Linked DNA regions of Homo sapiens: region 1 is linked to region 2. A link is a loop called in an ENCODE intact Hi-C map of the cell type or tissue named here. Cell type or tissue: CD4-positive, alpha-beta T cell. All regions are shown on one strand. Each heading gives the region's core, and the rest is flanking DNA. Links, peaks and the distances in the headings are about the cores only.

Region 1 (14,833 bases), core at 3,147-11,146, 50 kb after region 2:
ACATAGGGGTAAATCCCCCAACACACCTATTTTTTTACTCTTCTGATGCTTTATAATGCATATGTAATTATTTCCAGTATTTTTCTACATCCACTGAGACCAAATTCATTCATCCATCAAACATTTGTTGACTGATTATATTTCAGGCACCGTGCTGAATAATAGGTATTCCGATTTTTATGATTTCTTTCTATTAATATTGGCCTCTCTGTGTTGAATCAGACTTATATTCCTGAGACGAGCCTTGCTTGGTGATATTTCAAGACTCTTTTTTTGAGACAGGGTCTCACTCTGTCACCTAAGCTGGAGTGCTGTGGCATGATCAGGGCTCACAGAGTCTCAGCCTCTGGGGCTCAAGCAATCCTCCCACCATGCGATTCCTCCCAAATAGCTGGAATCACAGGTATGCACCACTGTGCCTGGCTAATTTTTTTTTTAACTTTCTGTAGAGATGGGGTCTCACTATGTTGCCCAGACTAGTCTAGAACTCCTGGGCTCAAGCAATCCTCCCCTGTCAGGTTCCCAAAGGGCTGGGATTACAGGCGTGAGCCACTGTACCTGATCTCAACACTCATTTTTTAAAGAGCCCATTCAGTGACCATAAAATTCATCTGGAAAAATTAATAAAGAATACTGAGATATCAACCTCCAAAACCCAAATCAAACATCTCCTCTGTGAAGCCTTCCCAAACCTCACCTTTATTTTTTTACCCTCGCCTTTCTGAAGTAGAGTTGGAGGCTCCTCAGTCCCCCCTCCCTCCATCACCACATTCATTTAACACAGGGACTGTAATGCAATCAATCAATGGCCATGTGTCTGATTCCCCTCAGGACTCAGTGCCCTGAGGACAGAGACATGGTATATCACCAGGGCTAACTACTATGGCTACTGGATGGTAGATGTGCAATAAACATTTCCTAGTTAAGTCATTCACCTATTTATTTATTCCACTGATGACTTCTGCAGCTGTGTGTTTACATGAAATTGATCTGTAATTTCCTTCTTGAAATGAGCAGGGCATGGACAAGCCCACTCAGTTCCAAGCACATACAGAGAAGCTGTGGTCCAGTGGGCAGGCCTCCTGTCTGGAGAGATGCTGGCAATCTCTAGCTGGCTGGGCTCACAGGGACTGTGGGGAAGGGGACAGCCTAGAACAAAATTATGAATAGTCCCAACAAGTGGGCAAAGCTCTATGATGGGGGAAGTCAGGATGGGCAACCCTCTGCAACTCAGGCATCAGGACATCTATTGAAGGTTACTAAGGCTCCATCCATCCGGCTGGACTGGGCAAGATTCCAACCCCTGAGAGTAGGACTAGTGATGCCAGCTACTAGTTATCAATAAACACTGTGCACTGGTTCTATGACCACCCTGTCAGGTATATTCTATTGCTCCTGTCTCATACATAAAGAAACTGAGGTCCGGGAGGGTTAAGTAATTTACCCAGAGTCACACAGCCAGTAAGCAGATGAGCTAGAATTCAAACCCATGTCTCCCCACCACACCTGGTTATCACTAACAAAGGGACAGGACAGGGTCTTGGTCCCAATTCGGGACCTGGATATCAGGCACGTTAGCAGAACAGGAACTAACACAGAAGCCTCTTAGAAGAACTGAGACTCAGAGAAGGAAACGGGACACAGGAACGAGGCAGGAGGCCCTGCCATGTCAAAGCCAGAATAGTGTCTGAGCCCAGAATCCTAGCCAGAAGGGATCTGAGTCTCCGTTTCCTCAGACCAGACATGACTATAAGACCTGAGGGCAGGGCTTGGCTGAAGGAAATAAGCCAAGGAGCTGCCCTCACCAGGGATGAGGCAGGCAGGGTCTGGATGGGTGTGCACCACTCAGCCCAACAGACCCCACAGAGAACCAACGTGTAGTGACACAGGCTTCCCACCATGGGCAACATCAGCTGCACTCAGAATGGGAGGGAGGCTGTGGAACATGGAGAATCTGACTTTGAATAAATGTCTGAAAATCTTGGCCTTTGGTTTTCTTATCTGTAAATGAACACGGCTGGACCAGATGGCTTCTGCAGACACCGTGGATTCTGTTTTTCATTTGGGGATTCTTTGCCTTAACACCACCAATTATTTGAATTTTTTTAAAAAATCCTTTTTTTTTTTTTTTTTGAGACGGAGTTTTGCTCTTGTTGCCCAGGCTGGAGTGCAATGGTGCGATCTCGGCTCACCACAAACTCCGCCTCCCGGGTTCAAACGATTCTCCTGCCTCAGCCTCCCAAGTAGCTGGGATTACAGGCATGCGCCACCATGCCTGGCTAATTTTGGTATTTTCAGTAGAGACAGGGTTTCTCCATGTTAGTCAGGCTGGTCTCGAACTCCCGACCTCAGATGATCCGCCCACTTCGGCCTCCCAAAGTGCTGGGATTACAGGCGTGAGCCACCACGCCCAGCCTAAAGAAATCTTTAAAAATATTTTCTGGTGCTCTACATGTTCAGAGAAATTTCTCTAGTAATGAACTATAGAAATGATTCCTGAAAGTACAGTCTTAACAGCACCATTTAAATCAGGGGTCCTATGTATGGTCATAACTAGCCAGGCTTTAGGAGGTTTGCAGCTCACACAGGCGAAATAAAAACCAGGAGTTTGGTGTGCATGAATACAAAATTGGGGAATGTTTCTGAAGAGAAAGTCCATGGCCTCCATCATATTCCCAAAGAAGTCTGTCAGCCACCAAAAATGTTAAGAACAACTAACAACTAACTGATCCAAATGGACCTACAAAGTCAGCTCAGTGGTGGGGCATGACGGCTCATGCCTGTAATCCCAGAACTTTGGGAAGCTGAGGCAGGAGGATCACTTGAGGCCAGGAGTTCAAGATCAGCCTGGGAAACATGGTGAGATGCTTGTCTCTACAAAAACAAAAAAAAATTAATTAATTTAAAAAAATTAGCCAGACATGACAGCCATGTGTCTGTCATCCCAGCTACTAGGGAGGCTGAGGTGGGAGGATCACTTGAACCCAGAAGTCTGAAGCTGTGAGGAGTCTGAGTCAGTGAACTATGGCTGTGCCATTGTACTCCAATCTGGGTGACAGGGTGGGGCCCTGTGTCAAAAATAAATAAAAAGAAAAGAAAACTCAGCTAAATCAGTGGAGGCTAGGACAGCAATGCTTAGCCAAAGCAGTCAGGTCAACCGACCAAATGTGCCCAAAGAAATTTTGTAGCCACAAACCATCTTCTACCCTCTCGGACCATCTAGAAAGAATACGGCCACTAATGAAGCCAAAAAAAGTGATTAGGTGGGTCAGGGCATCTCATCTTCACCACTTCAATAGAAAACAGGATGAATTTCATTGCAATAGTTAGAAGTATCATCTTTTTAACAGTTGGTGTATTCGTTCAATACTGGATACTTGGGTACTTAGTATCACTTAATATCACTTAATATCCTCCACCTAATATCAGTGGAGGAACAGGTATCATTTTCTCTACTTTCTCACTCCCCAAAGGTAGACCCCATCTGGAGCTGGTTAGAAACGCATCTGGGGCCTCATTCGCACTTACTGGATCAGAATCTGCATTTTTTTTTTTTTTTTTTTTGAGACAGAGTCTTACTCTGTCACCAGGCTGGAGTGCAGAGGCACTATCTCAGCTCACTGCAACCTCCGCCTCTTGGGTTCAAGTGATTCTCCTGCCTCAGCCTCCTGAGTAGCTGGGTCTATAGGTGCGCGCCACCATGCCCAGCTAATTTTTGTATTTTTAGTAGAGATGGGGTTTCACCATGTTGGCCAGGATGGTCTTGATCTCTTGACCTCGTGATCCGCCCGCCACAGCCTCCCAAAGTGTTGGGATTACAGGCGTGGGCCACCGCGGCAGCCCAGAATCTGCGTTTTAACAAGAGCTCTAGACCCAAGGAGCTTCGTGTGCACCTTAAAGTTTGAGAAGCACTGCTGTGCTTGCGTTGGCCAAAATTTACATAAGAAAAAAATGAAAGATAAAAGAAAAATTAAAAGTGAAAATACAAGTAACAAGAATGTGAGCAAATGTCAGGGAAGAGAAGGAAAGCCAAAAGTTGGCCCTTTGGGGAAGAAAATTTTTCGTGAAATTAATAAACCATGGGCCCAATTAATTTCAAAGGAATAAACTGGAAAAGTTAGAAAAGAAACACAAAGACCCAATAAAAGTGCCACTGATACAAGGAATTTTATGTGCAATCTTCAGATAATAACTTTGAAAGACAAAATCAACAGGGCGGTACTTAAAAATTTACAAGACACCCAAATGAAAGCAAAAGGAGAGACACAAACTGAGCAGCAACAAGTAAGTGAAAAACAACCAAGGGGAAAGCATCTGGACTTAAAGCATCCTTGGAGGGTCTTTCAATAATGTGTAAACATTTTTTAGCCACTTAAATATACAGGCAAAACATTCACACTTTTTTTTAATGCGCCATAAAGTGTAGGCCTCTCTCAATACCACTCTGTCCCAAGAGGGCACCTCTGTTACAAGCCTGGTTCACAGCTTTCAGGCCTCTTTTGCATGAATAAGTGATTCCATCAAAAATATTATACTGTCAAAAACATGATATCGTTTTGTGCGTTTTCTTTTTTCAAAAATAGTGTCACCCTGTACTATTACTCTGCAACTTGCTTTTTTCACTCCAAATTACGTTTCTGAGATCTAGTCTTACGACTAGTTACTAACTTAATATATTCCTTTTAACTACTCTTGCAGTGTTTTCCAACTTTTTTGACTGAATCACACAGTAAGAAATACACTTTACATTGCAATCCAGTTCACATTTGTGAATACACAAAACTGAAACAAAAGCTCACCAATTATTCAGCCACATTATGTGCAATGCACTCCGTTATCTTCTATTCTTTTGTTTCACACGGTGTCAAAACCCACTAAGGTATTTTATTGACGCACTAAAGGTCTGAACAACCCAGGTTTTATTTAGCCCATCTCCCACTGATGGATATTTACATTGTTGTCTTCAATTTTCCATGATTACAATAATGTCCAATGAACATTGTACATGTGAGTGTTTCTCTAGGACAGATACCTATTAGTGGAACTGCTGGGTTCTAAGAGATGGGCATTCATAATTTAGATAAATATCACAAATTGCCTTCCAAAGCAATCGTATCCATTTACTCTCACCAGCAATGTATGAAAGTAATTTTTCTTTACACTGTCACCAAATCAGTGTATTATTAAATATTTTGATCTCTTCCAATCTGATAGGTTACAAATGCCTTCTTATTGCAGCTCTGATTTGTACTTTTTATTATAAGAGGGTTGTGGGTCTTTTCATATATTTAAGAACCACTTACACTTCTTTTCTGTGAATTTCTATCCATGTCCTTTTGCCCATTTTTCAATTAATGACCCTTTTTATTTATTTTTAAGGGCTCTTTGTATATTAAGAAAATTAACTCCTTTTATCATATTTTTTCCAAATTATTTTTCTCAGATTATCATGTATCTTTTGACTTTGTTTACAGTGTTACTCTTATGAAGTGGATCTCATTTTGATGTTGTCAAATGTATCAGTCTTTTATGTTATAGCTTCTGGGATTTGTGTCAAACTTAGGAAGGTCTCTCTACTCCAAGACAACAGAAAAATTCTTCTATGGCTTTTACGCTTTCATTCTTTATTTAACCATTTGACCTATGTTTGATAGGCTTATTCTGGTCTAAGGCATGTATTAGGGATCCTGCTCTTTCTTATCTCTCAGATAGCTATCTGGTTATGAAGATCCTATATTTTTCCATACATTTGAAATACTGCGTTTATCACAAAATACACACATGTATACACACACCCTTATTTATTTTGGGCTCACTATTCTGTCCCATCACTTATTCAGCCAATTAGTACCAAGTGATCTTAGTTATTGTAGTTTTTTAAAATGTTTACCATGTATCAGAGCTAGAACTTCCTTTTTCTTTTTTATATTTTTCATGCATGCTAATTTTTCCATATGAACTTAGAACCAGCTTTTCTACACCCAAAATAATCCTAGTGGTAATTTTATTATGATCACACTTCACATGTATAGGAAAAGTGACACTTTTATAACACTGACTCTTTCTAGCCAAGATTATATTATTTTTCTCTTTAAGTCTTTTATGCCCGTTGGTAGTGCTGAGATTATATGTTAATATAATTTTATTAAGCTTATAACTAGATATTTTATCTCTTCTGTTGCTTATACAAGTGGGATTTTTTTTCTTCCATCATATTTTCTAGCTGGATATTTATGGGGGAGTACTACTGATTTTTGTGCATTAACTATGCACCAAACTACCTTACTGAATTCTCTTGTTTGTCTTTTAGTTTTGCCTTTTCCTTCTAGGTTTTATACCTCTTATCTAATTACACCAGCTTATCCCCACCAGAACAAGGTTATATAATTATGGTGTTTAATCGGGATTTTAATGGGAATGCATCTAGCATTCACCATTTTAATACTAAGCAAAATTTTGGCTACTTGCTTGACAAAAATGTATTTTCCCATGTTGAGGAGGTATCCAATTATTTCTATAGCAGTTTTTATTAGAAACGGATGTGTAATTTTTCATAAACCTTTTCAGCATCTTATTTTCTCCTTAGATCCTTTAATACAATGAATTTTTATTAACAGAAATCCTAAAGTTAACCTATCCTTACCTTCCTGTTCTGGAACTCCCGTGACCATGGAGTTCTTTAAATGGGCTGCTGGGTTCTAATTATGTTATTAGAATGTCGCATCTTCAGTATTCAAAACAGAGACCACTTTGTGGCTCTGTGTGCACACCTGTTTTTTTGTCACATTTTGTTACACTAGCTTCATAAAAAGAATTTAAGCGCTCTTTCTCTGCTTTAGGACAATGTAAATGGCATTAGAATCACCTGTACCTTCAATATTTGAAAACATTTACCTGTGAAACCATCTGGTCCTGGGACTATTTTAAGGAATAGCTCTGATAACTTTCTCCATTTCTTCTATGGTAATTGGTCTGTTAAAATTTTATTCTATTCTAGTGTCTGGGTTTTTTGTGTGTGTTTTTTTTAAGAACACATACTTTCATGTTATATAAACTATTTCTAAACATAGAAAAAGATCCTACCAGCATCACTATAAGAAGTAAATATAGCCTCCACCCCAAACCTTACCAGGACAACGCCCAGCCAGCCTGGTTCCTAGCTACTGCACCCCTCCTCCCTGCCCTTTTTAAGGCCTCATCTTTTCTCACCAACAGACTCACAAAAAAAGAGGACAGACAGGTTTGCAACAAACCAGAAACATACTCCAAAGCAACATGGGGGCTAACCCTGCCCACCCCATCTCCAATGCCATCAGGGAAGGACTGCTGAAACTCGCCTTACCTTCTCTTATGTAGCCAAATGGCCCATTCCCCTCTCAGTGGAGGCCCTTCTAATTTTGTCTGGGCTTCTTTTTCTGAGCCTTCACCAGCCCCTACCCCACGGACCCCACTCCACTCACTCCAAATCCTCTGCCTCCTATGCACAGTATGAAGGGATCCATGTGTATGCCTGTCCACCAGGCACCCGGCAGAGGCTGAGGCACCTGTTATACACCGGTCCTGCCCTCTAAGAGTGTGTCACCTGAGTGAAGGGTTAGGACCTGTCCACAATTAACAAAAAGCCCCCCAGGAAACAGCCCAGTATGATGAGGCACTAAACAGTGCAGCAGAGAGTGGTCCAAGGGTATAAAGAGGAGGAACGACTGGCCGGCCAGGAAACCCACATCCAGCAAGAGACAGAGGGCAAGGCTGAAGACCGGCATCTGCCCATCTGCCTGGCCAGAGCAGGGGCCAGATAAACCTGGAACACATGGGCCCTGGAGCCCCAGCAAGAGGTTTGGACATGACACAGCAGACAACCAGAGCCCCTGTGGGCTCCAGGGAGTAACAGGAAGAAAGTGGTGTTTTGGTCACACCCCCCCAACAGTCTATGATGCCAGACTTGCATTCAAAGAAATGGCTAGCTGCGCCAAGAACTCGGTGAGCTGCAGAGGGTGAATAAACCACAACCCTGCGCTGATGCCACAAGTGACAATGAACACACACACATACAATTCCAGGCTCTAATGACAGAGAGCAGACTGGAATCATACCACAGCACTAGGGTTTAAATCTTTTACTGCACTACACAATAAAAACCACATTGCCACAAATCTCTAACCTCAGGGGGCATCTGTGCTAGCCCAGCACTTCTCAAACTTGACGTGCACCCAATCACCTGAAGGTCTTGTTAAAACTGCAGATTCTGATTACACAACTGTGGATGGGACCAGAGGTTGGTTCGTTGGTTCATTCGTTCTTTCTCTCTTTCTCTCCTTCTTTCTTTTTCTTTCCTTTTTTTTTTTTTTTTTTTGAGATGGAGTTTTGCTCTTTCTTTCTTTCTTTTTTTTTTTTTTTTTTCCGAGATGGAGTTTCGCTCTTGTAGCCCCAGCTAGAGTTCAATGGCGCGATCTTGGCTCACTGCAACCTCTGCCTCCCGGGTTCAAGCAATTCTCCTACCTCAGCCTCCTGAGTAGCTGGGATTACAGGCACATGCCACCATGCCTGACTAATTTTTTGTATTTTCAGTAGACATGGGGTTTCACCATGTTGGCCAGGCTGGTCTCGAACTCCTGACATCAGGTGATCCACCCGCCTCAGCCTCCCAAAGTGCTGGGGTTACAGGCGTGAGCCACCGTGCCTGGCCCTGCGTTTATTTCTAAACAGCTCCCAGGTGATGCTGCTGGTGCAGGGACTGTGCTTTGAGTACTAGATTATACTAAGGCTCTAGTGGGCTCGTAGGTAGTTGATTAAGGGCACTAACCACAGGCAGAGAGAGAACTGGGGGCTGCCTGTGGCCTGCGGCAGAGCACCCAAACTAATCAACTCATTTTCTATTCAAAAGATTCATGCTGGGGGTTCAGTAACAGGCAGGGCTGCCTTAAAGCCAATAGTAAATGGAAACCACCCCCTGCATTTCACAACTGCTGTCTAATTACCTTCATGTAACCTCTCACAGTGCCCTAAGCCAGCTCTTTCAAGTACTGATGCCACTAATCAAGTCATAAAGCCTTAAAGCATCATATTATTAGCCTTGATAACAGGGTGTAAAACAAACCTGAACAACAATGCATTCACTTCTCCTCCCAGCTGAGGCCATCAGTCAAGCTACGTTACAACCCGGGTCAAGGGAAAATGCACTTAACCAGTGAGAATCCCATATCCAGGATGGCCCGTGCCAGAGAAAAGTAGTAGCTTTTTAAACGAACTATTTGAGAAGATTCTGGAAACTGATATGAACTGCCACAATCCCAGAGACTTCTTTCCTGTCTCCATCTCTTTAGATAATTCAAAACCTGGAAGAAGTTTCTACTTCCCCCCACCGCCCCACCCCACCCCCCGCCCCGGCTTCTGCTGAGTCCCCTCTCCTCACTCAGGTCACCTGCTTAGGCACAGAGTGACCGGTTCAGATCAACCCCCCTCACAAACCACAGTGCTCCCCATCATGGCTCGATTCTGAAATCAGGCAGCCTGTGTTTCAAGCGCATGCCTGTGGCCTGCATGTCCGAAGGCAGACCTGGACCCCACCTCCATGCGACTCACAAAATTAACCCTCCTACCCATCCCCCAACATGTGCCAACAAATTAGGGTTCTAAAGTGCGCAGAACCTCAGCACCTTACTATACACTGGGGGGATTCACAAGACACAATCCCTGAACTTGAGAGCTGCTACAAGAGGAGATATAGCACTCCAAGCTTATGCAGCAACCAAACCTTAAGGTCCCTAGTGGCTGGCACCCACGGATTTGGAGAATGTCCTATACTTGGGCCCACAGTTCTACAGCACATAACTAATGACAACTCCATGGTGGGGATTAGGTCATTGGCTCTGGAAGGAAACAAGGCTGAGGATGTACCCTGCTCAGGGCAAGCACTCCTGCCGTGGTGTTGACTGGGCAGAATGTGAGGAACAAGAATTAACCTGTCCTCCAATGGCCACGGGTGGGTAACTCACCTGAGATTACACACTGGGTGTTAATGCTGAAACCACAGCTCAGGTCCCCCAACTGCCAAGCAGAGGTTCTTTCCACTAAATCACACTCCCTTCACCTCCATTTTGGAATTCCTCAATGAAATTAGCATTAGAAGATTTGTCTTTTATTTGTTCTTTATTCTCCCCACAACCTCAACCAACCTCTAGCGCCCTCTTTCTCTTGGGGAAGCAATGTGATTTAACCTACCTAGGAGCTTCTCCTGTTCTGCTATCCATGAGATGGGAGGACGGCAAAGCAAAGTCACCTCCCTTCCCAGGACTTAGTTTCCTCTTCCCTAAATGAAGGGGTTAGTGGAGATACTTTCTCAGATCCTTTCCAGCTTTAAGCAGAATCAATAGGCACTTCACTTTGTAGCTAAAACAGAAAAGAGGCCCCCTAAACTATGGCCCCTGCCTCATCCTGGTCTCTGCAGGGAGGATGGGCTGGTCCAGGAACCTGATAAGAAGCTCCAGTCCACAAAGAACCCATCCACCAATCGCCTCCCGTGGTCCACCCAGAGCTTCCCCAGCCCACACAAGAGGAGGAACAGAATGCTGCCGGCAGCCTCTCAAAAACTTGCCAGGAAGAATTCTTAATTAGAGTTTTTTGTTGCATTGCGGTATTTTATTTTTAATGACTTTTTTAAATTATAGAAATTATAAAGTTAATTCATGCTTATTAGAGAGAATCAGAAAACATTTTATTTTTAATAACTTTTAAAATCATAAAATAAATGTACATTTGTTACAGAAAAATCAGGAAACTTATTAAAAGAAAATCTCACCTATAAACAAACCTAAATATGTTTAATTAAATCATATTTCAATCAAGAATCAAACCCAGGAGTTGGGATTGACTTTAGAGTGATGGTACAGGATGAGTCTTGGATGCTGTCATGTAAGTCATGGGGGGATTACTATGATCCAATCCAATCTCCCACTGAGGTAGAAGAAGGTGGACAAGAATTCTGCTTCCACTGTCCCTGACAGGGGGCCACCCAGCCTCTGCCCGAACACTTCCCGCTTTTTCAGCCCTTTTCCAGACAGCCCAGGCCATTTTGGAGGACAGCTCCATCCACGGTTCTTCCTACAGTAGAAGGTAGTGAATATGCACAGGCTTTTGAGAAAGCTGGGCTCAGGTTCAATTCCAGGCTCAGCCTCTTACATGCTCCATGACCCTGGGAAAGTCATTCAGTCTCTTTGAACTTGAATTTCCTCATCTCTGTAATGGTAACACTAATGCCTACCTCATTGGGTCGTTGTGAGATTTCAATGAGTGAATGTATAGAGCGCACTTGGCAAAGTGCCTTCCATAGTAGTCTAAGTGATCAATAAACAGCAGGTAATATTATTAAATGGTAGCTTGGAACAATGGCTTTCAAACTTTTTTCCATTCTTACTCTCACTAATTAATTACACTTTATATCATGACCCAGCACATAAAATATCTCTATATACACATAAATATATAAAACTAGACAAATATTTTCAAGAAACAAATGCTGACCCATGTTCATCTGGTCCACTCAGACTTTTTTTTCCCTACTTTCCTCTTTCCTTTCTATTCATTTCCTTTTTAAAAACTGCTGGTCTTGGCTGGGCACAGTGGCTCACTCCTGTAATCCTAACACTTTGGGAGGCTGAGGCAGGCGGATTGCCTGAACTCAGGAGTTCAAAACCAGCCTAGACAAAATGGCAAGACCCCGTCTCTACTAAAATACAAAAAGTTAGCCAGGCATGGTGGTGCACGCCTGTAGTCCCGGCTAATCGGGAGGCTGAGGCAGGAGAACTGCTTGAACCCCAGAGGCAGAGGTTGCAATAAACTGAGATCGTGCAGTTACACTCCAGCCTGGGCGACAGAGCAATGCTGTCTCAAAATTAATTAATTAATTAATTAATTAAATTAAATAAATAAAATTGCTGGTCTTGATCACTAACTTGATTGCACAACTGACAAATAGATTGCAAATCACAGTTTGAGAAACACTGGCCGCGTGTGGTGGCTCACGCCTGTAATCCCAGCACTTTGGGAGGCTGAGCCAGGCGGCTCACTTGAGGTCAGGAGTTCGAGACCAACCTGGCCAACATGGTGAAACCCTCTCTCTACTAAAAATACAAAAAAAATTAGCCAGGCGTGGTGGCGTGCACCTGTAGTCCCAGCTATGTGGGAGGCTGAGGCAGGAAGAATCGTTTGAACCCAGGAGACAGAGGTTGCAGTGAGCCAAGATCATGCCACTGCACTCTAGCCTGGGAGACAGAGTGAGACTCCATCTCATTAAAAAAAAAGAAAGAAAAGAAAAGAAAAACACTAACTTATACTAAGACCAAATCTCTCCTCCTAGCCGGGCACAGTGGCTCACACCTGTAATCCTGGCACTCTGGGAGGCCAAGGCAGGCAGATTGCTTGAGCTCAGGAGTTCAAGAACAGCCTGGCCAACATGACAAAACCCTGTCTCTACAAAAAATACAAGTTAGCCAAGTATGGTGGCGTATGCCTGTAGTTCCAGCTATTCAGAAGGCTGAGGTGGGTGGATCACTTGTGCCCAGGAGGCGAAGGTTGCAGTGAGCCGAGATCGTGCCTGGGCAACAGAGCCAGACCCTGTCTCCAAAAAAAAAAAAAAAAAAAAAATACAAATCTCCTGCCATACCTTCCACCTTTCACTTCTAGCTTTACCTTCTGGAACCATGCAGATCTACTCTGCTCCACCTTCCACCTCAGAGTCTCACATATGAAACATCCTTCATTCTCTCAAGCAGTAATTTCACGAGATAGGGCTGCCCAATCCCCCTTCGCTCCACCCCTTTCTGCCCAACTCCTTCCCCTGCACTCTGTGCCCCTTCCATCACTGCCGTCCAGGATGGCCATGATCATCTAGCAGCTGCCCTACTTCTCCCATGGCCTCTCCACAGCCCCACAGCCTCAGCTCAAGCAGCCTGGCGTGAGCATCTTTTTTTTTTTGAGATGGAGTTTCGCTCTTGTTGCCCAGGCTGGAGTGCAATGGCGCGATCTTGGCTCACCACAACCTCCATCTCCCGGGTTCAAGTGATTCTCCTGCCTCAGCCTCCCGAGTAGCTGGGATTACAGGCATGCGCCACCACGCCTGGCTAATTTTGTATTTTTAGTAGAGACAGGGTTTCTCCATGTTAGTCAGGCTGGTCTCGAACTCCTGACCTCAGGTGATCTGCTTGCCTCTGCCTCCCATAGTGCTGGGATTACAGGCATGAGCCACCGTGCCCAGCCATGGGCATCTTTTTGAACCTTCATGCAGGATGCTTTATCCATCCCCAGAGGAACTCATCTTGGTTTCTTCCAGCCCATCCGTAACTCTACTCGAAAAGCTGGTTCTCTCATACAAACATGTTCCTTCTTTGTCCTTCCACAAATTAGGATGCCATGGAACTCATCAAATAAGAAGAGCGAAAGTGAGGAAGAGTTTCAGTACGCATATTTGAGCCAAAACTTAAAACCAGAAAGTGCCCCTTTCTTACTCATTTCTAAACTAGCTCTGCTTGCTAACCCTGGAACCAAACCGAGAAGGCCCCATCACCCAGCCACATCTACGTCCCCCTTACGGTGAAAGCAGCCCCGAGACAAGGAATCACACACCTGGCTGCAAACGCAGCCTTTCAGAGCTGAGATCTCCCAGCACCACCTTGCATGGGCAGGAAACCATAGATATCAGATGCAGCCACAGTTTCCCATATCCTATCTGCATTTGTAGTGATCAAAAAATACATTCGTGGTAATAAGAAAAAAATAAAATAAAATGCACACATATGCACCTAATATCATACTCCAATTGCTAACATTTTATAATTCGGGTTATTTAAAAAAAAAAGTTTCCAAAGCAATGACAAAAATGTCTACTCTGCCTTCAAAACCCAAGCTGACTCCTCCTTGATCCCATCTGTATCATTGTACTTGGGGAGCTTGTCACAAACACATTTAAGGGAGTGGTTCTCATAAGAGGAACCTTCGAAAACCTGCCCCCCAACATTTATGGCTTTCTTAGATAATCTGCATCCCAAAACAATGTAGTTTTAAGTTTTTATTGACCTTCAAATGTAATAAAAAGATATGCTGTTTGGAATATTCAAAGTCTTGTTTTTCTAAATTCAAAATTATATTACTAAAATTCACTCAAACCATTACATGTAGATGTTGTTCATTCATTTTGCTGCTGTATAACAATCTATCACATGACAACAATGTATGTACCCATTCTCCAGCTGATGGGCATTTGGCTTTCCAGTGTTTTGCCATTATGAAGAGTGCTACTAGGAATATTCTTAGTATATGTCATGTATACATGCTGCCCACGTAAGCAAGTTTCTCACAATGATTGTATACCCAGAAGTGGAAATGCCAGGACATGCTGTATGTGAATGTACAACATTACAAGATACAGGTTGAACATCCCTAAGCTGAAAACTTGAAATGTTCCAAAATCCTAAATTTCTTGAATGCCAACATGACAACACAAGTGGAAAATTCTACACTTGACCTCAGTCCATGACATGTTGCATCAACTGAGGTCAAAGCTTTGTTTCATGCATAAAATTATTTTATGCATTTGTTTATATATAACAAGTGCATTATACTATCTCAAATATTCCAAAATCCAAAAAAAAATCCAAAATCTGAAATACTTCAGTCCCAAGAATTTTGGATAAGGGATCCTCAATCTGTACTACCCAACTGTTTTCCAAAGCAGCTGCATCAAGTTACACGCCTACCAGCAGCTCCTAAATGACCATAATGTCCTATCTCCTCTTCAATGCTTGCTACTGCACAGCTTCTTCACGTTTGCCCATCGAAC
Region 2 (14,833 bases), core at 2,543-10,542:
GTTAAGGTTGAGTGTCCTCTCACTATTATCCCCAATGACTGGTCCAAGTTAGTAAGGTATTATTCTACTTCTATGGGTGGTACAGTATGGTGGATGTCAGCTGCGGCTCCCAAGTTCTATTTCCCTCCTACCCTGACAAAGTGTCCAGAACTCTACACACCCCCAGCCTCCCCACAGCCTGGTGCAGGAGCCAGTCTGGTGCAGAAGCCAGCCTGAGGATGAACTGACCCAGGGAGGAAGGAGTGGAGAGATTAAAAAAAAAAAAAAAAAAAAAAAAAAAAAAACCTGGATGGTTTAGGATACTGCTGAGCTGCTGGTTCACACCCACCCTGCAGTCCACCCTATCCCTGCACATGGCAGGTACATGAGCTGATTAATCAATTCATTGTGCCGTGGGAGCCCCTGAGTTAGGTTTTCTGGTATTCAGAATTAGGATTTTTGGTAGTCAGCCTGAAAGAATCCAAACTGATAAATGGGAAACGAGCTTCTATGGCCTGAATGTTTTGTGTCTCTCCCAGATTCATGTGTTGGAATCCTAATCCCCAAAGTGATAGTGTTAGGGATGAAGCCTTTGGGAGGTGATCAGGTCTTGAGGGTGAAGCCCTCATGAACAGGGTTAGTGCCCTTATTCAGGAGGTCTGAGAGAGCTCTGGTCCCTTCCATGACGTAAGGACACAAGAAGTTGTCAGTCTGCAACGTGAAAGCAACCCTCACCAGAACCTGACCATACTGGCACCCTCATCTCAGACTTCCAGCCTCCAGAACTGTGAGAAATATGATTTGTTGGTGGTTATAAGCCTCCACATCTATGGCATTCTGTTATAATAGCCCAAACAGACTACGATGTGTGTGAATCCACAGTCTCTTCCTGGCACTTACTCAGATTTTGTTTTATGTTGTTTTTTGGGTTTTTTTGTTTGTTTGTTTTTAAACTGTTTCAAATGTTTTGTGTTGTTTTTCCCGAGAAAATGTAAGGGGCTTTCGAGAAACACTTTCATGAATTAATGAGTGGCCTTGGGCAAATCCCTTGACTTCCCTGGGTCTTTTCAAGTCTGAAAAGGACTGGGATCTCCGTTGCTCCTACCATCCCTCACAGCCGGCACATCTACGTAGCTGACCTCACAATGCAAAGTTTCACTCAAACATACACAAAAGCCTCTTTTGGTCTAAAGTAGAAACGTCCTTATAATCCAAGTGACCTGCAACTCTTGACTCTGTGAGACTGTTCCCATTCGCTCCGCAGATCCACCCTCCATCCTCCTTCAGGCAGCTCTGCCCCACAGAGGCTCTGCCCTCCGTGGACAGCATCCACCCAGTTCCCTTGCCTTCTGGCTCTGACTGAGGCTGCCTAATGGGAGGCACTGGCATCAGGAGATGGGAGATCCAAGGGGTTCAATAAGGATATTTATTCTTTTGGCTCCTTCCTGGCCATGCTGCTGTAGGTTGATTGCATTCCTCTACCAGGGACACCTCTCCAGCTCCTGTTTCCCATCCCGACAGCCAGTCCCTCCCTCTTCCTTCCAGGCACAGTAACAGCTCCCTGACACTGCTGGCCCTGGGTGCTTCAGCATCCCTTCTTGGCTTCTCTTAACTCTGCCTGCATCCTTATAAAGACTCCCTTCAGTAGACGCTCTTCAATTACCCCATTTGCACGAGCCACGTGTTTCCGACTGGAACCCCGAGACACAATGGCTTTAAAATTAAATCAGAATCAGGCACAATAAAAAAGAAACCGAAGCAATCAATTCTGAGCCTCATACAGGAGGAATGGAAAGCGTGGCACATGCCAAGAAAACAAAACCACACACACCGAAATAATCAAATCAGATACCACCCCCCTTCCCCACTGTCGCCAAGAATGTGTGGAGGATGGAGCCATCTCTTGCCGGATCAGGGTTTACACCTGAAATAAAAGCTTAAAATTCTATTTATGCACAAACTACTGACCCTTGAAACAGCTTGTGGGAGGCCCGGCAGAGGAATCATAGCTGTATGCCCATTTTATGGAGGGACAAACTGAGAATGGAAGGGATCATGAGGCCAGACCTGATAAAAACGCGAGGAATGCCCCAGGGCCAGCTAAGGCTCCTGAGTCCAGCAATCCGCCTCTGGCAGGCTCTGTGGAGCTTCCCACAGTGGCCTTCTACACCTCCACTGCATCCCAGACATTTTTAAATCCTTCTAAACACTTCTAGAACTACCATCCATGGACATCCATTGGATCCTCAACTATTTACAACTCTGCAAAATCAAGAGACACCCTCCGCCCCATTCCAGAAGCTGCCAAAAACCATTATGTGAATCCACAATCCCTGACCATTTCCCAGAGAAAATTTTCTAGAAATTAATGGATGTCCAGGCCCAGAGCAGCCCTCCTCCACTTCCTGGGGCATTCTCCACACCATATGGGTCCAAGAAATGGTCTTACGACTGCTTTGCTGTAAAATATTCCAACACCAAGAACTCCCGAGAAGCGACCTGTTTGAGGATGAAGAGGCTGAATCTTTCAGGGTCGTCCTGCTTCTGCGTCTTCTTCCTTCAGCATTCTCCACAGCCAGGGCCTGCAGGAGTGACCCAAAGAGCACAGTCAGGACATCTGGCTTCAGCATGGGAACAGTGAGTATCAATCAGGGAGAGGTCGGAGGAGTGACCTGGGATGGAGCCCTGAAGAACCCAGCAGCTGATGGGCCCACCCAGGACGAGGACCCAGCAAAGGCTGCTGAGGAAGGTCCCGGGGGAGAAGAGGACTTAGGAGACCAAGACGTTCAACTTCATTCTGGTTATTCAGGCTCTAAACCCAAGTCATCATGGCTTTCCTCTTTCCCTCACACCCCACGTCTAATCCATCAGCAAAGGACGCCAGCTTCAACGTAAAGTAATATCCAGACCCTCACCGTTTCTCGACACCTCCACTGGTACCACTTTAGTCCAAGCAAGCAGCATCTCTCATTAGGTTATTGTGATAACCCCCTAATTAGTTGTCCCACTCCTCCCCTCACCTTTCTATAACCATGTCTTGGGGGTTGAACTGTGTCTCCCCAAGATTCCTATGTTGACATCCTGACCCCTAGGATCTCAGAATGTGGCATATTAGGAGACAGGGTCATTGAAGATGTCATATTAGGAAACAGGGTCATTGATGATATAAATAGTTAAGACGAGGTCCTACTGAAGTAGGATGGGGGTTCCTAATCCAAAATGACTCTGGTGTCCTTATAAAAAGGGGATATTTGGAAGATTGGAGGTTTTCTGCCACAAGCCAAGAAGCTACCCAGAGTTGGAAAGGAGCCCGAAACAGACCCTTCCCTGGAGTCTCCAGAGGAGCATGGCCCTGCCAACACCTTGATCTTGGACTTGCAGCCTCCAGAGCTGTGAGACAATAAATCTGTGGTTTAAGCCACCCAGTGTGTGGTACTTGGTTATAGCAGCCCAAGCTAACAAATACAGCATGCTCCCCAGAGCAGCCTAAGTGATCATTTAAAAATCACTCTTCTGCTCAGAACACTCCTGTAGTATTTCATCTGTATCAAAGTAAAAGCCAAAGTCCTTGAAATGGCCACAGTCCACATGACTTGGCTGGGCCTCCTCCCTGATGGACTGAGACACCTGACCTCTTCTCCTCCTACTCTGCCCTTCCTCCATTTCCTCCAGCCACAATGGCTTCCTCAAACATCCAGGCAGGCTCCTGCCTCAGCCCTCCATACTTGCTCTTCCCCATCCCTGGAGCACTCTTCCCCCAGGCATCTGTCACTTCCTACAGGTTTCTGCTCTCACGTCCTTTGCAGTGAGGCCCACCTCAAACCCCGGCCCCCTTCCTAGCCTCCTTCCCTGTTGTATTTCTCTTTGCAACCCTTATTACCACCTGACATTTATTATTTTTTTCATCCCCCTTTCCCCACTTCCCTTAGACTGTAAATTCCCTGAGAGCAGGGACATCGTATTATGGTGTGCCCAGAGCCTGGCACATAGTAGGTGCTCAAGAAATAGCTGTTGAAAGACTTTGTATGATGGAATCAAAGAAGCCAAGAGAAAAGAGAGTTGCAAGAAGGAGGAAGCTGTCCAGTGTCAAAAGCAGCAAAGAGCCCAGACAGATAAGGACTGAAGTGTCCGTTGTGTGTGGCAACATGGAAGCCGTGGGTGACCTTAGAGAGGGCAGCCCCTGCAGAAGGCAGGAGGCCTCTGCAGCAAACCCACCGGGTCCCTGCTCTGGACCAGGCATAAGCCCCCACCAGTGGAGGCCAGCCTGCGTGGGCTATGTTAGCGAAGGCAGATTATTTCCACACATCCATCTGTAAGGGGAGGAGAAAAGAGAAGGTAAGGCTGAGGGGTGTGAAGGGCTGAGGAAGTTGCTGCTGCAGGACTGAGGCGTGAGGTCCCAGGGGCCGCAGGAAGCATGGGGATCCCTGTCCAGGGAGAGGGTTCTCTCTGGCCAGGAGGAAGGATGTCTCTTTCTCTGAGTGCAAGGAAACCAGGTGGGAACGAGCCCAGATGCAGGTCAGCACACAGGAGGGCAGGTGGGAACCTGAGTGGGCTCGCCGTGGAGTAATATTTTCAGTGAACACAGAAGCCAGGTTGTCTCCTGAGTGGTGAAGGGCAGACAGGAGAGGAGGCTGGGGTGCACGTCCCACTGTGGGTATCAAGTGCGGGCGTGGCCCTGAAACCCAGCACCTCCTGACGTTTCTGCCCTAGGTGGCTTACTCTCTCACCCTAGTCCACACCCTGACTGGAGACAGCCAGCTGCTGGCCAGTATCCCAGAGGGCCCTGCTCTAGCCAGAGGCCGTGGTTTCGTAGAGGCACAATCTGCATGGATGTGGGGTTTTCTGTGACAGCCCTCAGTAGCCAGGGTTTAGGAGGAGAAGTTCCTAAAGCTGAATTCAAAGGCCCCAAGCAGTTCCATCTCTTTCTGTGAAGGCTTCATCATTCTCCCGGGCTCCCAGACTCAGAACCTCATACTCCACTCCCCTAATCCCTCCCAGTCACAAAACCATGCCTCTTCCCGCATGAGAAGATTCATTATTCCTTGAGCACCTACTAAGTGCTGGGTGTGTTACAAGTTAAAATCCTCAAACAAGAGTCCTGTGAAGTGTTTTTAGCCTCTATCTATAGATGACAAAACAGGTTGAAAGAGATGAAGTAATTTGCTCAAGGGCACACAGGTAGCAAGTGGCAGAGCTAAGATTTGAAACCTTCCACTTCCCTCTCGTCTTTTCTACATACACTACCACCACCCTAGTCCAAGTCCTCAACATTTCATTCCTAACTCTTGACATGATAAATGTCTCCTAAGTTACCTCCCAGCACTGCCCATTTACAGTTCACAAATCGAGACGGATCTTCTTACAGCATTGCATTTACTAATCCCGGCTCCATGCTTTGGCTTTGGAGGCTCCTCAATACAGGAACATTCCAAGCTCCACAGCCATCCCTTGGGATCCTTCATAAATGGTGCACATCTCCTTCTTCAATCTTGTTTCCCATGCGTACCTCTGCTCACCCCATCTGTAATCCCCTGCCCAGTCCATGCACCCCGTCAAGGTCCTAACACCCAGCACATTCCTCCCCTGCAGCTCTGCCCTCTGGCCACCCAGCTCCAGCCCTCTCCTGCAGTCTGCTGGGTGGCACCAACCCAGCTTACCAAGCTCTCCTGGCTCTTCTGAGCTCACTGCATCTAGCTTCTCTGGGCAAGAGCTCCCTGTGCCCATGTGGACTGCCAGCTTCTTGAGGGCAATGAATCGTGTATTGACAATGCTTGCAACTGCCCGCTGCTCAACACAGTGTCTCAGTTATTTGATCCACAGAACAATTCTGATGCTCAGGTGATATGATTCCAGAAGTTTTTCAGAAAATGTAGGAGAACCAAGATGGCCAAGTGAAGAGACACAGGGCCTTCTTGAAGCTGGGAGGCATACCTATTCTTCCTGTGCAGGAGGCACCAGAGTCCGGCACCTCCTAACATCCACTCTAACGGGGAGGAGGATGGCTGGGTTTGGCTCCTCCCTCCTCTTCCTGCACCTGCATATTCAAGGTCTTGGTGTCCTTCCTTTACCACCCTTTCACATGCTTTTGTAGACATAGATAGATATACTCTCTTCTTCCTTCTTCAAGGGAGAGCTTGAAATGTGAGAAATCCAGCTGTGTGGAGAAGCTCATGGTGACTGGCAGAACAGTCAGGACTGGGCAACCAGAAGCAGGAAAAAGAATATTCTATTTTGGGAAATGAGGAGCTGGACTGATCCACTTCGATCACCAGCTATGGACCACCATCTAACAATTCTGGGATTCCCAGAGCCACAAGAGGGAGATGCCTGGGAAAGGTGAAAATCAGCAAAACACTCAAGGGCCATCTGATCACCCCAGGCAGACAGGCAGATCTGGGTAACATGGGGCTGAGAGAAAACCACAGGTTTCAAGGGGATGCTGTCACCAAGATGCCCCATAAGAAATCAGGATCTGCCCAAACCAGGGGCAACCAAAGGGGCATTGTACTCCTCAGGACTTAGCTGAAGTCACAGGAGCACTGGAGTCAGGCCTGCGATCAAATCCTGACCTCGTCAGCCAGGTCAGCCTTCACCTCTTGGAGGCTGGCTCTGCATGAGTGACTGTGAGGCCTAAATAAAATTAAGTGTATAGAAGTATAATATCTAGCACAGGCCTGGCCTTACATAAGGGGCACACTCAGTGTTGCTCCCCTCCCCCTTTCCAGCCTTCAGACCTCACAGCTCTCTCCACTCTTACTAACAGAAACAAGCACAGAGGCCACAGAGCATTTCCCAGCAAGAAGGTTTGCAAAGAAGGATGGCAGAAGTCCGCAAAGAAACAAACAGGCCACCCCACTGCTGGTAAGAGAGAAGCACCGGACCTCGGTGAATGCCCGGGTTTCAAAACACACAAAGCTCCGAGCCTCTGATTGTACCTAAACAGGAAGTTTGTGACAAACTTAGAAAACACGCATGCACAATGGCAAGAGGCTGCACGCCACTGAGAAAAGATGAAATCCGGCCCTGCTGGGGGCTCTGTGTGGAGGAGAGGCGTGCAGAGCCAACACTCCCACCGCACCAAGATCTTCCTGGCTGTAGGGAGGCACCCTTACCCTGGGCTTCTCCTCACCCCAAGCATGGGAGGGATTTGGGCCAAAATGTGTGGAGCTGCTCTGGTTTCCAAAGCCAGGCTCTGCTCACCCCCTCCTGCTCTCTCTCCCACCCCTACCCACTCAGGCATCTAGGACATCAGGTACTCCCAACAGCTGGCAGGGGCCTGGTGACTGAGGTGTATAGCAGGGGACCATTTTTCAGCTGGGAGATCTTAGCACAGAAAGGGGAAGTGACACACAGAGGTCCCGCAGAGCTCCCATCCCCGATCTGATCTCCATCTGGCTGCCCGGCCAGCGTCTGTATCATCGGGCCCTTTAGCATTCCACAATGGGGTCCTCAGCTGCCATCTCCTTCCACTTTGACACCCTGCCTGGCCCTAACATTTTTACTTGCATTGCTCACACCAGTATGGGGCTCGATAACTTCAGTTCACTTATCTGAAAGTGCAGGCAAATGTGGACACAATCTGTGTCTCATCTCAAGTAGAGGACAAACTTGGGAGATTGTTCACAATCTCCCAAGTGCCCGTGGAATGGGCCCTGCATCCAGGCAGTATACTTGGTGGCTGTGCTCCAGTAAATACTCGGTAGATTAATACACAACATCAATACCTTCCTATTGTACCTCCCCAACCAGGTTATGTCCCACTTGTCTCTGAGTCACCCTCAGCAAGGACAGGTCCCTCTACCCCTCCTGAGTGGAGGGCCCAGCTGTAAACTCAGTCTCCTGATGGTTGGCTCCTCGGCGCCCCCACACAGCACCTCCCGCAGTGGTTTCCTCGCCCCCCCAAGTTAGGTTCCTTTTTAAAAAAATGACTCATTTAGGAAGAGACAAAACCAAGAACTTCAATGGTAAAGATAAAACAGCAAGCACCAAGACTCTAAACACCTCCCACTCCATGTAGAATTTAGATCCGATAAAGCTTCCCCAAACTGGACCTCCTAATTTGGAACTTACGGTATACACAATTCTTCTAGCAAAGACACTTCCAGTAATGTCTCAATGTTTCAGCGTCTTCTTTACAAATAGAGATGGCCCCAGGACTCCAGGCAGTAGTTTTTTCAAAATGAGGGAATGAGAAATTAAAGATTAAAGTCCACGCTTTGGACTTCTGGGTCAAAAAAGTAATTATTTGATGTTTTACTACATTTATGATTCTAATTTATTGATTGCAGGACATAGGCATTATATCACAGGCCTAATGAGAATTATGGGGAGTTTTTTAGTTAAAAAATGACTTCTTGGTATGTAAGAAGTTTATGACATTTGTGCACAGTATCTGAAAGGAATGAAATTATATGATACAATACAGAGAATAGTAACATTTTAGGGCTAAAATGAGCAATTAAGATGACCCGAATCCAGGGGTTCCCAATGTTAGCTGCATTTCTGAAAAAAATTCCCAGGCTCCCCAAGATTCTGACACATTCAGTCTGGAGTGGGGCTCTGACATCAACTGTTTCCTTTTATAAGTTTCCCAGTGATTTTAATGTGCCTACAGGGTTGAGAACTGCTTATCTGCAGATAAGAAGGCTGGGATCTAAAAAAAACTGAGGAGGCCAGGCACGGTGGCTCACATCTATGATCCTAGCACTTTGGGAGGCCAAGGCGGGTGGATCACTTGAGGTCAAGAGCTCCAGACCAGCCTGGCCAACATGGTGAAACCCCGTCTCTACTAAAAATACAAAAGTTAGCCAGCATGGTGGCAGGTGCCACCCAGCTACTCAGGAAGCTGAGGCATGAGAATCGCTTGAACCTGGGAGGCAGAGGTTGCAATGAGCCAAGATCAAGCCACTGCACTCCAACCTGGGCAACAGAGCGAGACTCCAACTCAAAAAATATGAACAAACAAACAAACAAACTGAGGAGTCCAAAACTGCATAGTCAGTCAGACCCAAAACCAGAACTGAATCTAAAATCTGCACCCCCACCCAGTCCGGTTCTACACGTTTGCTCAGGTTTTTGGTATTCACAGATTTGCTAAAACTTTTTTTTTAAACAAACAAACAAAAGAGGGGACTAACTAGGGCTGCCAACTTTTGTTTTGTCAAGCAAAGGTATTTTACAAATATCTACCAGTTATCATACTATTACCACTTCCTGATGTGTCTCTTGTCTATTTGCATACCTGCTGCCCTCTCTGGCCCAGTCTCCACCCAGGAGGTAAAATTTCACAATATCTGGCCCCGCCCACTGTTGCATTCACCTTCACTCACCCTGCTCCTTATGACAAATCCAATCAAAACCCAGGCCTAAAAACTTCTCCGTCTCCTCCTTCTCTAACTCCAGTTTCTGAAAGTCTCTTCTGTAACCACAAACTACTTCCCAGTCCCTCTAAACCTACCCTTCACCTTCCTCCTGACCTCCACATGAAAACATCTGTACAAGCCATACTAACAGTTTTGCTATTCCACACACATTATCCCTTCTAAATGTCTCCCCTACCAACGATATACCAGCAACTATTCAAAGAGGCTGCCTCTGAGGAGCAGAATTAGGGGGTAAAGGATGGATGCAGGGGAAGGGGGGGTCTCTTTATACCCTACCATTCGAATTTGGGAAAGCATATATTCTTTTCAATGGACACAAATCACACATACACACATACACACAGCAGGTTACAAAATGCATCTCTGATTTGCTTCTGTATTTATAAAAACACAAAAAATTGTCTGGGAAGTATGCATGTCCAGGTTCTAAATGTAAACGATATCTGAGTGGTGGGATTATGGGTGACATTATTTTCACTTCCCTTTCCTCTTTGTTATCTTTGTTATGTTTTGTTTACATAACAAAGAAAAAATAATAGTTTAAAACCTGAACCAGAGCTGGGCATGGTGACACATGCCTATAGTCTCAGCTACTTGGGAGGCTAAGGCAAGGGAATCACTTGAGTGCCTGGGCAACATAGCAAGATCCCATCTCTTTAAACAAAAACCATGAACCAAGGCATTATCTGATGTCCGAAACCTACATAGTTTAAAAAGCAAAGGTACCAGAGCAGGTCACAGACTGGCATAGAGAATTATCTCTTTTCTGTAAAATGAAGGGTCTTCCCCAGCCAGGCCCTCCTGGCTTCTGTGCGTGGCCTGGGTCCTGAGTCTACCACTGGCATTGACCCCAAGTCAACCCTTGGCCCTGCCAGCCCCCAAGAACAGATGCAGAAGAAATGTCCTCACATAGGTATAAAGCCCCTTCCAGAGCCTCTCTGGCCTTCTGAGGTCACCCCCTATCAGCTCTCCCTGGCCCCTGAGGAGGATCCACTATCCTCTCCTGAGTGTCTCCTCTGAGCCCTGGTTTTCGCTGTTTTCCTCTATGTTTTTCCCAGGCTATGCTCCCCAAGGCTTTCTGAGTCTCTGCAAAGGGGAGCAGCCACATACAATCCAAGTAACCCTCAGGCCCACAACCTGTAAATCAGGAGCCCAGAAACTCTTTAGATGGAGTGCAAACGGTGGGATTCTCCACAGTCCCCACGGCTCCCTAATGTTTTACAAGGCAGTGAAGAGGGGTGGCGGAGTGCTCTAGGCAGCAAGAACAGAACTGAGAGTTCAAAGGCCTGGAGGTCAGAGGGTAGGTGATGTGTTCAGGGAAGTAAAAGGCATTCAGGATAACTGGAGTGTCTCTGAGCACGTCCAAGGCCTAGCAGAGAGAAAACTCTAAGGAAACTTACCAAAATTCACAAGGGCCAGCAAAGAAGGGCCTAAACAAAGAACTCTCAACCTTTCATCTGCTGTGTCTCCTTCCAAATGCTTCCTCACTTGATCTACCCTTCCAGTGTCTAGGAGGATCTAGGCCAACAGGAGTGGGTGGCAAAATAGGAATAGAGAAAAAAGAAATGAGATTAAGCAGCCCCACACAGGAGGCAGACTGAGGTCCTCCCAATGTAGCGGTTCCCGAGGCCAAGAGACCTGATGCTCAACCCCCTCCTTGGCATCAGCTCCAAAGGCAAAGGACATTTGCAATGTATCCAAACTTCTGGGGCTCTCGAGGTAGCTTTTTAAAGAACTTTGAGACTTCAAGAGTGCCAAAACACAGATTGGCATGCTCAACCAGATGCATCTGTGACCTGTGTGAGGCCTTCTGGGGAACCCTACAGAGCTGGACTAGCATTCAGCCCCTGTCCTATAAGAAAGAAGCCATTGGCAATTCTGTCTCCTTAAATGTCCCCCCACATTGTGCTTGTATATGGCAAGCTCATCTGCTCAGGGGGAAATCTTGCCCTGTAGCAGCACTGTTCTGTTTAAGTAGGAGGTATGTGCCTGTTTTCCCTCCCTCAAAATCTCAACTAAGGCTGGGCGCAGTGGCTCATCCCTGTAATCTCAGCATTTTGGGAGGCCAAGGAGGGTGGATCACTTGAGGTCAGGAGTTCGAGATCAGCCTGGCCAACATGGTGAAACCCCGTCTCTACTAAAAATACAAAAATTAGCCGGGCATGGTGGCAGGTGCCTGTAATCCCAGCTACTCAGGAGGCTGAGGCATGAGAATCACTTGAACCCAGAAGCCAGAGGTTGCAGTGAGCCGAGATCAAGCCACTGCACTCCAGCCTGGGTGACAGAGCAAAATTCAGTCTCAAAAAACAAAAACAAAAACAAAAACCCCTCAACTAGACTGTAAGCTCCTACTAGAGTCAGCTCTAGCTTCTGTTCTTCATTTGCCTTAAAGAAAGTCCTCCCTGTTGGCTTTTGTTGAGCTCTTACTAACCAAGTAGAAAGCCAGTTCTCAAACCCATCAGCTCCTACATGAGGCTTCTGTCCAACAGCTACGGCTCTCACTGGGCTACAGGGACAGTTCTTTCCAATGGAGTTCCTTCAGGCCTCAGAGTGGCAATGGCTTCCCCCCACAGGACCATTCCCCTGTGACCACTTAGAGTCCAGTCTCTGGGTGCTGTATCCTCCCAGTCAGTTCCCTTCCCCCTAACTAACTTAAAGTCTCTTCAACTAAACCTTTTGAGTGAAAGAAAACTCACGACCTAGGATTCGCACCTAAGAAAGCTGGATTCTCATTGGAGACTTTGGAGATGCGCACACTCAAAACAGCCAGACAACATCCCAAGGGATGGCAGAGAATCGCCTGCCACTGATGCCTAATAGAGAGATGGAGAGGGATGAGAAGGTCTCAGAGGAAGTGAGATCTGAGTTGGGTCTCAAAAAATGGGTTCAATGGGGTCAACTGGAGAGGAAGTAGGAAGACCATCCCAAGCAGTGGGCCAGCACACACGTGGCACTGACCACAGGGTGGGTGGGGCCCCACTACGGAGGAATGAGACCCTGAGTCAGGCAAAGGGTAAGAGTGTGTGTTCGGGAGTCACGTCAGAATTGGTCTGAGCTCAACTCTACCTCTGGCTAGCTGAGCAACTGGGTAGCTTGCTAACCTCTCTCAGCTCCACATTTTTCCTCAGTAACAGGATGAAGACAAGGATAATCAGGGTACCCATGCTATGGTTGTTGTAAAGATTTAATGAGAGGATGCACATAAAATGCTGTCAATAAATATAATTTGTTATTCTTGCTACAGTCAAAATACCAGTGGCCATCCTGCTGGTGTGGCCGGGGCACTTTCTTCTTTCTAACAGCCACAGTGTTGTGAAGAAGGGAGCACTGGTGGACTGGGCACATCCTGAGTCACCTAAGAAGGGGAAGAGGCTGGGTGCGGTGGCTCACGCCTGTAATCCTAGCACTTTGGGAGGCCCAGGTGGGTGGATCACCTGAGGTGGGGAGTTCAAGACCAGCCTGACCAACATGGAGAAATCCTGTCTCTACTAAAAATACAAAATTAGGCTGGGCACGGTGGCTCACACCTGCAATCCCAGCACTTTGGGAGGCCAAGGCGGGTGGATCATGGGGTCAGGAGATCGAGACCATCCTGGCAAACACAGTGAAACCCCGTCTCTATTAAAAATACAAAAAATTAGCTGGGTGTGGTGGCGGGCACCTGTAGTCCCAGCTACTCGGGAGGCTAAGGCAGGAGAATGTCATGAACCCCAGAGGCGGAGCTTGCAGTGAGCCGAGATGGCGCCACTGCACTCCAGCCTGGGCAACAGAGTGAGACTCCGTCTAAAAAAACAAAAAAAATTAGCCAGGCGTGGTGGCACATGCCTGTAATCCCAGCTACTCAGGGGGCTGAGTCAGGAGAATCGCTTGAACCTGGGAGGCAGAGGTTGCGGTGAGCCAAGATTGCACCATTGCATTCCAGCCTGGGCAACAAGAGCAAAAAAAAAAAAGAAGAAGAAAGAAAAGAAAAAAGGCCGGGCGTGGTGGCTCACGTCTGTAATCCCAGCACTTTGGGAGGCCAAGGTGGGCAGACCGTGAGGTCAGGAGATTGAGACCATCCTGGCCGACATGGTGAAACCCTGTCTCTACTAAAAATACAAAAATTAGCTGGGCGTGGTGGCACGTGCTTGTAATCCCAGCTACTCAGGAGGCTGAGGCAGGAGAATTGCTTGAACCAGGGAGTCGGAGGTTGCAGTGAGCCGAGATGGCACCATAGCCCTCCAGCCTGGCAACAAAGTGAGACTCTGTCTTTTTTTTAAAAAAAAAAAAAAAGAAGAAGAAGAAGAAGAAGAAGAAGAAGGGGAAGAGCCTGCTAAGCCTTAGAATGCCCAGGCAGCCGGGGGCGGGTGTGTGCAGCTTGCCCCTACACACTCTGTTCTCTGCCCTTCCTGGACCACTGGCTATATCAGCTGGGCTCTCTGGGCTTCCAGCTGGATTTAGTTAAAGTGAGAGCATTTATTCCCCCTTCCTCCTCTTCACCACAGTTTGACAGTGGTTGTGTCTCGTCACCATCACAGCTGTTGTCGAGGCCCTTTCTACCCATCCCTGGGGCTCCTTCCTTCTGGCCGAGGGGAGGTAATAGCTTCCCACTGTTGTCAGCTCTGGGGAGCCTCACCAGCCTTAGATGGTTTCCCTCACCATGCCCACACATCTGTAAATAGTCCTCTCCAGTTAAACCCTCTGTGTGTACCAGTCATTTCCTGCCAGAGCTCTGACTGACAGAGCAAGACCTACATCCACCTACCAGATAGATGGGGCTGAGAGGACAGCCCGGTCCTACCCTCACCCCCTACCATCTCCTCAGAGGTAGAAATGTGAACGGCAGTGTTTAAGACATAAGCACCTGGCCAGGTGTGGTGGCTCACACCTGCAATCCCAGCACTTTGGGAGGCTGACATGGGTGGATTGCCTGAGCTAAGGAGTTCGAGGCCACTCTGGGCAACATGGTAAAACCCTGTCTCTACTAAAAAAATACAAAAAATTAGCCGGGTGTGGTGGCGTGCACCTGTGGTCCCAGCTATTCAGGAGGCTGAAGCATGAGAATTGCTTGAACCTGGGAGATGGAGGTTGTAGTGAGCCAAGGTTGCACCACTCCAGCCTGGGCAACAGAGCAAGATTCTGTCAAAAAAAAAAAAAAAAAAAAAGACATAAGCACCAATGTGTTTTGCCCAAAAGTAATTATACGGGAAATTAACACCCCTGGAAGCTGGAAGAAACCCAGGAAGCTCAGGGTAAAGCGACTGTCCCAGCCCAGGCAGGGCCTTCTGTGTTCTTCCAAGTCCATCACACAATGGGGCGCCAACAAAGTCACAGGCTCTAGATGGGTGCCTGGCATATGGTAGGCACTTCATAAACACCTGTTCATGAAGATGCCTTCTGGCTGAAGATGCAAGCCCGAAATCCAAGAGATCCTGCAGAATTGGATACTCCATGAAAGCCACCGCTCTGTGGAGCAGCTCCGGAGCCACCCT

The links. Peaks named below come from ENCODE experiments on the same cell type or tissue, not always from the same donor. Only the 100,000 strongest peaks of a DNase experiment are listed, where the experiment ranks them.
Region 1: a loop joins it to region 2, with 2.9 times the contacts of the local background. A loop is called at or near these places in 8 of 110 quality-filtered maps.

Annotation. Positions count from the first base shown.
Region 1 is chr6:42,409,885-42,424,717 of GRCh38, forward strand. All of the region lies in intron 2 of TRERF1 (transcriptional regulating factor 1), which reads right to left. It also overlaps the pseudogene LOC124901512. Among named protein-coding and RNA genes, the nearest start is that of TRERF1, 35 kb to the right of the region's middle. RefSeq lists an enhancer at 13,675-13,724. In CD4-positive, alpha-beta T cell, for the core only: no CTCF peak of the experiment used is centred there; a DNase peak (open chromatin) is centred at 7,987.
Region 2 is chr6:42,360,519-42,375,351 of GRCh38, forward strand. It overlaps TRERF1 (transcriptional regulating factor 1), which reads right to left. Exons shown (of 18, transcript NM_001395490.1): 3 at 2,479-2,561. Among named protein-coding and RNA genes, the nearest start is that of TRERF1, 84 kb to the right of the region's middle. RefSeq lists an enhancer at 7,458-7,547. In CD4-positive, alpha-beta T cell, for the core only: no CTCF peak of the experiment used is centred there; DNase peaks (open chromatin) are centred at 6,893, 7,303, 7,823, 9,253 and 1 weaker place; H3K4me3 peaks cover 1,381 bases; H3K27ac peaks cover 2,163 bases.